Linked DNA regions of Homo sapiens: region 1 is linked to region 2. A link is an interaction called in ENCODE POLR2A ChIA-PET data of the cell type or tissue named here. Cell type or tissue: CD4-positive, alpha-beta T cell. All regions are shown on one strand. Links, peaks and the distances in the headings refer to the core of each region. The heading gives the core; the rest is flanking DNA. Region 1 overlaps BTLA (B and T lymphocyte associated). Region 2 holds the start of LOC105374042 (a long non-coding RNA gene).

Region 1 (5,380 bases), core at 123-5,122, 160 kb before region 2:
TCTTTCTTAGAAGCTCTAAGATATTTGGCTATATTTGAAACGGTAAGAATTTTCTTGCCGGGAGTGGTGGCTCACGTCTATAATCCTCGCACTTTGGGAGGCCGAGGCGGGCGGATCACGAGGTCAGGAGATCGAGACCATCCTGGCTAAAATGGTGAAACCCCGTCTCTACTAAAAATACAAAAAAAAATTAGCCGGGCGAGGTGGCGGGCGCCTGTAGTCCCAGCTACTCGGGAGGCTGAGGCAGGAGAATGGCGTGAAGCCGGGAGGCGGAGCTTGCGGTGAGCCGAGATCGCACCACTGCACTCCAGCCTGGGCTATAGGCAAGACTCCGTCTCAAAAAAAAAAAAAAAAAAGAAGAATTTTCTTTTGATAGGAATAACAACTGGAATACTGTTTTGGAACTTTTTCTAAGCTTTATCTTTCCAAAACTGACATCAATTTTTTAATTTAAGGTCTCAAATTATAATAATATATCTTGGCTAACTCATAATATTTATTGTTTCTGCCCTCTTAGGGGGTATTTGTTCTGCTTTATCCTTAATCTTTTTATTCTAAACTGCATTAAATACTATTCATCATGTTATAAACTGCCTGAAGTTTTCATAGGATATTTTTTGCTTTTTCCATCAATTTGGGCTATGCTTTTTATCTTGAAGGGGGATTAAAAAATGTTCTGTGACCTCAAAAGTGACCAGTAATAAAGCACAAAATAACTATTTAGGGGTGACATAGTGATTCTCAAGCCTTTCATCCTTTAATAATTGAAATTTAGCTGAAAGTGTAGATGTCAGCAGAGTATGTGAGGAACAGTAGATTATTTCTCACAATGGACATGACTCCATTTAAGCTTTTCATTCATAGTTTGCTAATGAATATGCACTACCATGGCCGTAAGTGTCACTTAAAACCATCTTTTTTTCTATTGTAGGTTGATGCTCACCTTAAGAGTGAGCAAACAGAAGCAAGCACCAGGCAAAATTCCCAAGTACTGCTATCAGAAACTGGAATTTATGATAATGACCCTGACCTTTGTTTCAGGATGCAGGAAGGGTCTGAAGTTTATTCTAATCCATGCCTGGAAGAAAACAAACCAGGCATTGTTTATGCTTCCCTGAACCATTCTGTCATTGGACCGAACTCAAGACTGGCAAGAAATGTAAAAGAAGCACCAACAGAATATGCATCCATATGTGTGAGGAGTTAAGTCTGTTTCTGACTCCAACAGGGACCATTGAATGATCAGCATGTTGACATCATTGTCTGGGCTCAACAGGATGTCAAATAATATTTCTCAATTTGAGAATTTTTACTTTAGAAATGTTCATGTTAGTGCTTGGGTCTTAAGGGTCCATAGGATAAATGATTAAAATTTCTCTCAGAAACTTATTTGGGAGCTTTTTATATTATAGCCTTGAATAACAAAATCTCTCCAAAACTGGTTGACATCATGAGTAGCAGAATAGTAGAACGTTTAAACTTAGCTACATTTTACCCAATATACAAACTCGATCTTGCCTTTGAAGCTATTGGAAAGACTTGTAGGGAAAAGAGGTTTGTGTTACCTGCATCAGTTCACTACACACTCTTGAAAACAAAATGTCCCAATTTGACTAACCAACCATAAATACAGTAATGATTGTATATTTCAAGTCAGTCTTCCAAAATAAGAAATTTTTGCTGTGTCAGTCTAAGAATGGTGTTTCTTAAATGCAAAGGAGAAATCATTTTAGGCTTGATGTAAGAAAATGAAAATAATAAATGGTGCAATAAAAATATAGAATATACCAATTGGATATAGGGTAGATGTTCCACATACCTGGCAAACAAATGCTTATATCTACTCTGTTAGATTGATAAGCAAATATAGGTATTAATGGAGCAGTCAACGTATAGCACATTTATGAGGAAAGTAGAGACTCACTGGGTCACATAGACTAATGGATAGGAATGTGACATAATGCTGCTGAATTAATATACTTATGGGCATCTGAATAGTTTAAAAGTTAGTCAGAATAGGTATCACTGGGCAAGTGAAGATAGCTTAAACTGCTTCATGCTTGACTTGATAGCAAGTTAAAGTGCAATTAATGGAATGGAGGAAAACCCAGAATATTTAATTGGTCTGTAGGGGTCAATTTGCTTTCATTCACCACATCTGCATCTTGCTGTTCTTCTTACTAAGGAATCAGGGCAAATCATCTGTAGTGACATATTTTAGTTTGCTAATCATTTATTTTAAAATACTGAGGTTGCAGCCACTTAAGAGTATAGCAAAAGATGGATTCAGATTTTTGGACTTTCCAAAGTACTTGAGTTAAACTATTTCAAAAATAGCCTATAATTTTATTCAACAGTTTGAGGCTATTCGAATTCTCAGGTGCTGCTACTGAATAATGTAATAGTCTTCATACAAAGTGGATAGCAAAGGTTAAAATCCATTTCAACAAATATGTGAGCTGAGCTGCTGCACAAAGGAATGTGATGTGTGTGTGTGTGTGTGTGTGTGTGTGTGTTAGGTGGGGTGGGTGACAACAGAAATGGTGCACGAGAAACTGATCAAATTGACATTATATTTTCAGTTTGCTTATGAAGCTCAAAATACTAGAGTAAATGGGTCATTAAAGAAAATAATATGTGAAATTATGGAGTTTAGAATACAAGTGGGGTATATATACAAAAAGACAAAACTGAGGTTTTGTGGTGGAGAGATTTTCTTAAGTAACACTGGCATTAAGTTTTAGCTCCTTAGATTTGGGGGTGCAAATATTCTTTTGAGTCACTGTTATTTTGCCAATTACACCTAGAATTTCAAGCAACCAATTCGAGATAGGCTGTTTTAGCCAGGCTGCATTTGTGGACAACTTATGTAAGAAAGACATGTTAGAATAGCTGCTTGTGGTATTCTTAAAAATAGAAACAGGAAATATGGGGAGGATACATTTAGCTGTCCTCTTATCAGATGAACACACGAAATTGAACAGTTCCTTCATGATTCTCTCAAACTTAAAAGCAAAATATTTCTGTCTTATTTAAAATATCCTTAGTATGTCTTATAGTAAAGATAATGCTGATAATGATTTCATCTCTAAGATGTATTAATATATTTGTACTGTTTGCCAAAATCACAAATCATTTATGTTTTTATTCCTTTTCAAAATGGTGTCAGAGACATACATGCATTTTCCCAAATGACTCTACTTCACTATTATTTACATGGCTTATTTCATTAGTTTATAGAGGGTTTGAGAAAAAGAATATGTAGATAATTTAATGGTTTTTCACAAATTTTAAGCTTGTGATTGTGCTCAATGAGAAGGTAAAGTTATTAAAACTTATTTGAAATCAATTTGGCATCTGATTTTGTACCCCAAAATGTGTGGACATGAATAGAATACTGATTCTTAAACCCCCTGACACATAAAAGCGACCCGAATAACTTGCTAAACTGCAGACTATTAACTTGCAGCACTAAGAAATTCTGATTCAGGAGGTCTAGAAAATGGCTCTTTAATCATCATCTTTAAAAGACATGCCAACCAATTTTAATATGTTTCCCAGTGTCCACAATTTGAGAAAACTAGTAGAGGCTAGGTTTGGTATATGTGGTTTATTTGATCAGTTTTGTGCACCAACCAAAACTATCTAGTCCCCAGAATGAATTCTCTGGCGCGATCATATCTATTTTGCTAAATATATAAACTTTTTTCAGAGCACTTTTAGGTTCAGCAAAGCTAAGCGGTGAGCATTGAGAGTTTCTATACCGTCTTCCCCCACACATGCACAGTTTCTCCCATCATCAACATCCTGTACTTCAGTGGTGCCTTTGTTACAATCAGTAACTAGAATTGACATGTCATTATCAACCAAAGTTCATGGGTTACATGAGGGTTCACACTTGCAGTTCTTTGGGTTTTGACATGTATAATGACTTGTATCCACCATTATAGTGATTTACAGAATAGTTTCACTGTCCTAAAAATCCTCTGTGCTCTACTCATTTATCACTCCCTCCAAGCCCCTGACAACCACTGCCTCTATTGCTTTGCCTTTTCCAGAGTGCCGTACAGTTGGCATCATGCCCCATGTAGCCTTTTCAGATTTGCTTCTTTCACTTAGTAATATGCATTTAAGTTTCCCCCATGTCTTATCATGGCTTGATAGTTCATTTCTTTTTAATGGTGAATAATATTCCACTGTCAGAATGTACCACAGTTTATCTGTTCATCTACTGAAGGACATTTTTGTTGCTTCCAAGTTTTGACAATTATGAATAAAACTGCTCTAAACATTTGTGTGCAGGGTTTTAGAAAAACTTCAATTTGAAATTCAGGGGTACATGGGCAGATTTGTTATACAGGTAAACCAGTGTCATGGAAAGTTTGTTGTATAGATTATTTTATCACCCAAGTATTAAGCCTATTAGTACCCATTAGTTATTTTATCTGATCTTCTCCCTCCTCCCACTCTCCACCCTCTAGTGGGCCTTAATGTCTGTTGTTCCCCTCTATATTTCCATGTGTTCTCATCATTTAGCTCCCACTTATTTTTTTTTTAATTTTTTATTTTTTTTTTTGAGACGGAGTCTCGCTCTGTCCCCCAGGCTGGAGTGCAGTGGCGTGATCTCGGCTCACTGCAAGCTCTGCCTCCCGGGTTCACGCCATTCTCCTGCCTCAGCCTCCCGAGTAGCTGGGACTACAGGCACCCGCCACCACGCTTGGCTAATTTTCTAATTTTTTTTTGTATTTTTTAGTAGAGACGGGGTTTCACCCTGTTAGCCAGGATGGTCTCGATCTCCTGACCTTGTGATCCGCCCACCTTGGCCTCCCAAAGTGCTGGGATTACAGGCTTGAGCCACTGCGCCCGGCCATTTAGCTCCCACTTATAAGTGAGAACATGCAATAGTCTTTAGTTTGCTAAGGGTAATGGCTTCTAGTTCCATCGATGTTCCTGAAAAGGACATGATCTCATTCTTTTTCATGGCTGCATAGTGTTTCATGGTGTATATGTACCACATTTTCTTTATCCAGTCTTCCATTAATGGACATTTGGTTGATTCCATGCTTTGCTATTGTGAGTAGTGCTACAGTGAACATAAGCATGTATTTGTCTTTAAAACAGAACAATTTATATTCCTTTGGATATATACCCAGTAATGGGATTGCTGGGTCAAATGGTAGTTCTGTTTTCAGCTCTTTGAGGAATTGCCACACTGCTTTCCACAATGGTTAAACTAATTTACACTCTCACCAACAGTGTATAAGTGTTCCCTTTTCTTCGCAACCTCACCAGTGTCTTATTTTTTGACTTTTTAATAGTAGCCATTCTGACAGGTGTGAGACAGCATTGTTATGGTTATGACTCACATTTCAATTTTCAA
Region 2 (5,380 bases), core at 273-5,272:
TACCTAGTTTGTTTGGTAGGGGTGCACCTTACTCGGAGGAGGACCATGGGCAAGACCTGATCTTAACTTAGATGAGTTTCTTGGCAAAATTTCTTCAGCAGCTGTTTGAGTATCCAGTTCATGCACTCCACTTTACCTGAGCTCTGCAGCCTATAGGCTGTATATAATTTCCACTTTGTTTTTAATAATCGAGTTAAGTTCTGAACTATTTCAGCCACAAATGTTGGTCCATTGTCTGATTCTAGAGTTAGAGGCAGTCTAAATCTGGGAATAATGTTTCTTAACAACATGTTGGTCACCTCTAGTGCCTTCTCTGTCTGGGTGGGGAAGGTCTTGACCTATCCTGAAAAGGTGCAAATGAACAGCAACATGTACTGATAGCCCCCCTCTCAGGGCAATTCGGTGAAGTCCATGAGCAGTTTTTCACAGGGTATGGCTCCTGTTTTCTGAACTCCCAGGGGCTGCGTAGGCCCTTGTCGTGGATTGTTCTGAACACAAGTTAAACACTGTTTGTTTATAAATGACTTGAGTAATAGCAATGAGCCATGGCACACAGAAAATGATGCCCTAATAATGTCTTCAGTGCTGGTTTTTTTTTTTTTTTTTTTTTTTTTTTCCAATGTGAGTTCCTTGGTGGAACTGTTTTACAAATCTAGGGGCCACCATTTCAGGTATGGCTAGCCTCACATTGGAGATTTTTTACCATTCTCCTTCAATGTAGTTTCTATTTTCCTGGGCAAACCAAGCCCTTTCATTTGGAGTGTAGCTTGGGATCTCTGGGAAGGGAATCTCCAGGAGGAAAGGTATAGCTAAGGCTTCTTTACAAGGTGGAGTTGTCACTGCAGCCTGCTTTGCCTCTTTGTCTGCCTTTCTGTTTTCTTTAGCCTTCAGTGTTCTTGCTTTTTGGTGCCCTTTGCAATGCATTACTGCTACCTTTTTGGGGGCCTATACAGCATTTAAGAGCTGTAGAATTTCTTCCTTGTACTTTATTTCTTTACTTCCAGCAGCTAAAAGTCTTCTTTTTTCTTTGTAAATAGACTCATGAACATGCAAAGTGGCAGAAGCATATTTGGAATCTGCGTAAATATTTGCCTTCTGGTCTTTTGCTAGCCAGAGAGCTATTAGCTTTGCTTTCTAAGCAGAAGTTCTTGTAGGCAAAGACTGCACCTCTACTACTGAGTTCAAAGTTACCACTGCATATCTAGCTTGGCAGACTCCCTTTAGTATGAAACTGCTTCCATTAGTAAAATATTCAATGTCCGGGTCCCTGAGGGGCTGATCTGTCAAATCTCTCCGGCTTGAGAACACTTCATCTACCACGTCCATACAGCAATGAAGGGGGCCTCCTGGCACTGACTTGATGAGGAAGGAGCAAGGTAGCTCCTTGCTCCTTTAGGAGCTCCTTTAGGGTATTCACAGTCTCTAAAGTCAGTTTATTAGCTTCCTGCGCCAGTAGGGCAGTGGCAGCTAGTGCTTTAAAACAAAGAGGTCATCAAAGTGCCACAGAATCTAATTGCTGGATAAGTATGTCACCGGGTGATGCCATGACCTTATGGCTTGAGTTAGAACCTTTATGGCGTCCCTTTCACTTGTGGGCATACAAGAAGAAAAGCTTAGTTAGTTAGATCTGGTAACCCTAAAGCTGGGGCCTGAGTCAAGGCTTTTTTTTTTATTTCCTTAAAAGCCTTTTCCTGGTTGGCCTTCCAGAGAAGGGGCTCCTTCTTTCCTCCCCTTTGTGGCTTCGTATAATGGCTTATCCATGAGCAAGAAATTTGGGATCTAAATGCGGCAGAACCTTGCTGCCCCTAGGAACTTTTTTATCTGATGCCTGGTGGTTGGAGTAGGAAGTGCATAAACAGCCTGCTTTTGTTCACTACTAAGCCATCTTTTCTCTTGGCTTATGTAAAAGCTTAAATACTGGACACTTTTAGAGCAGATTTGAGTCTTTTTTCCTGACACTTTATATCCTGCCTTTTACAGCAGGTGCAGAAGGTCTTGGGTTCCTCCTGGGTGCAGTAGCCCTTGGCTGGTGATTTTCTTATACCATCGCCCTAACCATTTTCCTTATTCTTTTGACATTCATCTTTTCAGTGTCCTTTCCTTTTGCACCGTGCACATTAATCTCTCTTTAGCCTCGGCAGGCCTTCAAATTCTTGTCCAGAATAGCCTCTTCCACGACTACGTTCATGCCCGCGTCCAAGCCTCCTTGCAAAGTCAGCTTCTCTTCCTCTAAGGGCTGCTGCTAGCAAATTAGCCTTTCTTAATGATCAGCCTCCTTTTTTGCCTCCTGATCTCGGTTAATGTACACCTTGGTAGCCACTTTAATAAGCTGAGTGGCATTGACGCCTGCGGAGCTTCTAACTTCCGCAATTTTTGCCTGATATCTCCCTGGGCTTGCCTTACAAACGCCATATTCACCATGCGCTGATTTTCAGCAGCCTCGGGGTTAAATGGAGTGTACAACCAAAATGCGTCACAAAGTCTTTTATAAAACTGGCTGGTGCTTTTATCTGTACCCTGGAGCACCTCTGAGATTTTTTCTATATTGATTGCCTTTCTCTTCTACCATCTTTTAGCCTTTGCAGAAGTGCTTCTCTGCATCTTTGCAGGCACAGAAGCTGGACTGCATCATCTGGGTCCTAGTGGGGGTCCACTTGTCCTCTTAAGAGGTATAAGCATAACTTGGGCACGGACAGACCTGAGATAGCCTGCCTGACTTTTCAAATCTTTCACTTTAACTTCCTGGAGCTCTGATTTCTCCTTCTCGGGTGAGACTGGGAACATGTATTGGTTTGAACTTAACTTCTTAGGGGCAGTTAGGCTTGGTAAAGGGGGGGTAGATTGTCCCGTTATTCTTGCAAAACCAATTTTTTTGCCTTTCCTGAGACTTTTCTTTTGTCTCTATAGCTGCCAGGGCAGCTGATTTTTACCTTCACTTTTGGCTCGGCTGTGCTACAAGCCCCTGTGACTTTCCTTTTAACTCTGTAGCTGCCAGCGCAGCTGATTTCTCTTGGCTTGAGCTGCGAGCATTCTGCAATAAACTGCTAGGCAGGGCTGCATCTATTTAGCCATGAGTAAATATAAAGTCTTTGTCTGAATGTCCTGGCTGTCCTCCCACCCTAGTCACCACCTTAAAACACATGGCCAATTTCTTTATCTATAGTGCCTTGGGCCAGGCAGCCACACTAAAAGAGGGCTATTCTAATTCACAGAGAGTTTTCAGCATCTGAGGGGTTAACTTGACTCCTTAATCTCCCGCAACGCCTTTTTTAAAGTTCTTTAGCATGCATTCCAAGGGGGTGGGTTTTGAGGATTTTCCTCCCATTTCCTCCCAGTAACAATGCATCACATTCAGTCTTCCCTTTCTCCCTTCAAGGCTCAGCACACTCCCTTTTCCTTTCCTTTTAGGCTGATCAGACCCAGTTGGTCCTATATGTTGCTCGGAGCATACAGCCTCTACTAAGAGACCTGCAGCCCCCTGCATGTCACTCCTCACATTGGTTTCTCCCGGAACCGTCTCTTTCACACACTTTCACAAACCTCCCCTGCCCCGGGACTCCTCATCAGATGAAACAAGTGTCTCTCGTGTCCCGGGTGGGTTCACATGCACCCACACACTCCCAGTTGGGGTGGCAAGCCACTCTTGCCACCCTGCCAGCAATCTCTACCTTGCTGCACTTGCCGCTCTATTGGCCCATTTCCTCCCCTTTTCCAGTTCCTGTCTCCAGATCCAGTGAACCACTTTCACTTTGTTAGTGGGGACAAGAGGTTCATCCAAATGGGCAAGACTCTCCTGCCGCCCCCAACCGCTCTGGGTTGGATTAGTGGTCATTCCCTGGGAAGTGATCAAGCTCCCCTTTGTCCTTAGGGGACGGGCTTCCCTGCCTTGGGCCCCAAAACCTTACCACGGTTCAGATGTCTGCCTGCTGCTCTTGAGATTGTCCTGCAACCCTCCAGGTTCTGATGCACCATCTGGGGAGGGGCGCTGGGGAGTGGAAGAGCCGTTTCCTTCTCTGGGCTTAAGTTCTTCCAGTGGTGCCTGAAGTTACAGGTCTCCCACTGCTGGGGCCCCAGACCACCTACAGGCAAAGGAGACAGCCAACCTGTCCTCTCCACGGCCTCCTGGCTGACTCACCAGAAATGTTGCGGGATTCAGGAGGACGAGAGAGACCTTGGGTTGAAACAGGAGAATCTTTATTGAGTGCACTCAGGCCCAGCTGACTCATGTCCAAAAGGCTGGGCCCAGAACAAAGACAGCACCTGACTTTCATACACACTTCACAAAACGGGGTGGGCTAGCTTGAAGCAAGCTTACAGTGGCATGAAAGGAGGGATCCAGAGGCAGGACAAAGACAGGATTGCATATGACCGTTGCCAAGCAACCCAGATGTTCCTTATCTAGGTTTGCCTGTGCAGGGGCTTATCCTATAACCTTCACTGTGGGGCCCAGGCAGCTGTAGTTCAGGCCTACTCAGGCTTCTCATGACTTTTTTTGTACTTCTTAGATAAAACAGAATACTTAAAATCACTAGTTACAGACAACAAGAATCTATAAACTCATTCCATAAAGCAAAGGAAAATTTGTTTTTCTTCTCCCTGTGTTGAGGGGGTGCTGGGAGAGTCTCCAGAGCACATTAGATAATATTATCAAGACTTTTCCTAGGTCTGGGCTGTGCCTGTTGCTGCCTCTTGGACAAGTTAGCCTAAAACAGGAAAACTTTTTTCTCTTTTTAATTTTATTTTTCTTTAATTTCTCACCTCAACACAAGATTATTTCAGAATAACCAGCAGTTTCCTTGACCTTTTGCTTGCTTTTCTGAATATTTTGAATATAACACATTACTTTCTATTTTATTCCAGAGTATGCAAATGTGAATGATGTGAAACATCACTGTACTGGAAGAATTGATATATTACTTTTAGTAATGTACCTGAGCTAAATGACTGAAGCCTTAGGGTACATAGAAGCCACAATAATTTGTATGACATTTGGAAGTGAATTAAATATTTTCAGACATGCTGATTTGACAGCCAGTGTTATATTTTTTAGACCAACACAAAGCACAATGATTACTCCAAACTCAGTATTTTCAAATTCACATATTTAAAGTCAGGGAGGCTACAATTTCTTTGTCAAAATTATGGGCTGCCATATTTATGTCTATTTCTTCATCTGTATTATTTGATACTCAGAATTTTTAAACTTCTGTAATTTCTGATTTTGTAGACTGTAATGTGTTCATTGCATTTATGAAGTAATATATAATTGTACAGTTTCTGTGAGTAAATGGAATGCTTGGGCTTTCAATACAGTATTCATATAAAGCAATAAATATTAATGTTATAAAAAATGTTTAAAACAAAGTATATGATAGAATGT

What was found. Peaks named below come from ENCODE experiments on the same cell type or tissue, not always from the same donor. Only the 100,000 strongest peaks of a DNase experiment are listed, where the experiment ranks them.
Region 1: POLR2A ChIA-PET joins it to region 2 with 5 read pairs; 2 of 35 experiments call an interaction of 5 or more read pairs at or near these places.

What each region holds. Positions count from the first base shown.
Region 1 is chr3:112,461,935-112,467,314 of GRCh38, reverse strand. It overlaps BTLA (B and T lymphocyte associated), which reads left to right. Exons shown (of 5, transcript NM_181780.4): 5 at 932-3,349. The coding sequence ends at 1,207. Among named protein-coding and RNA genes, the nearest start is that of BTLA, 35 kb to the left of the region's middle. RefSeq lists enhancers at 708-1,223, 3,661-3,800. In CD4-positive, alpha-beta T cell, for the core only: no CTCF peak of the experiment used is centred there; a DNase peak (open chromatin) is centred at 2,874; H3K27ac peaks cover 3,307 bases.
Region 2 is chr3:112,301,240-112,306,619 of GRCh38, reverse strand. LOC105374042 (a long non-coding RNA gene) reads right to left here and starts at 4,142. Exons shown (of 5, transcript NR_147411.1): 1 at 3,906-4,142. RefSeq lists an enhancer at 3,623-4,495. In CD4-positive, alpha-beta T cell, for the core only: a CTCF peak has its summit at 1,828; a DNase peak (open chromatin) is centred at 2,459; H3K4me3 peaks cover 1,179 bases.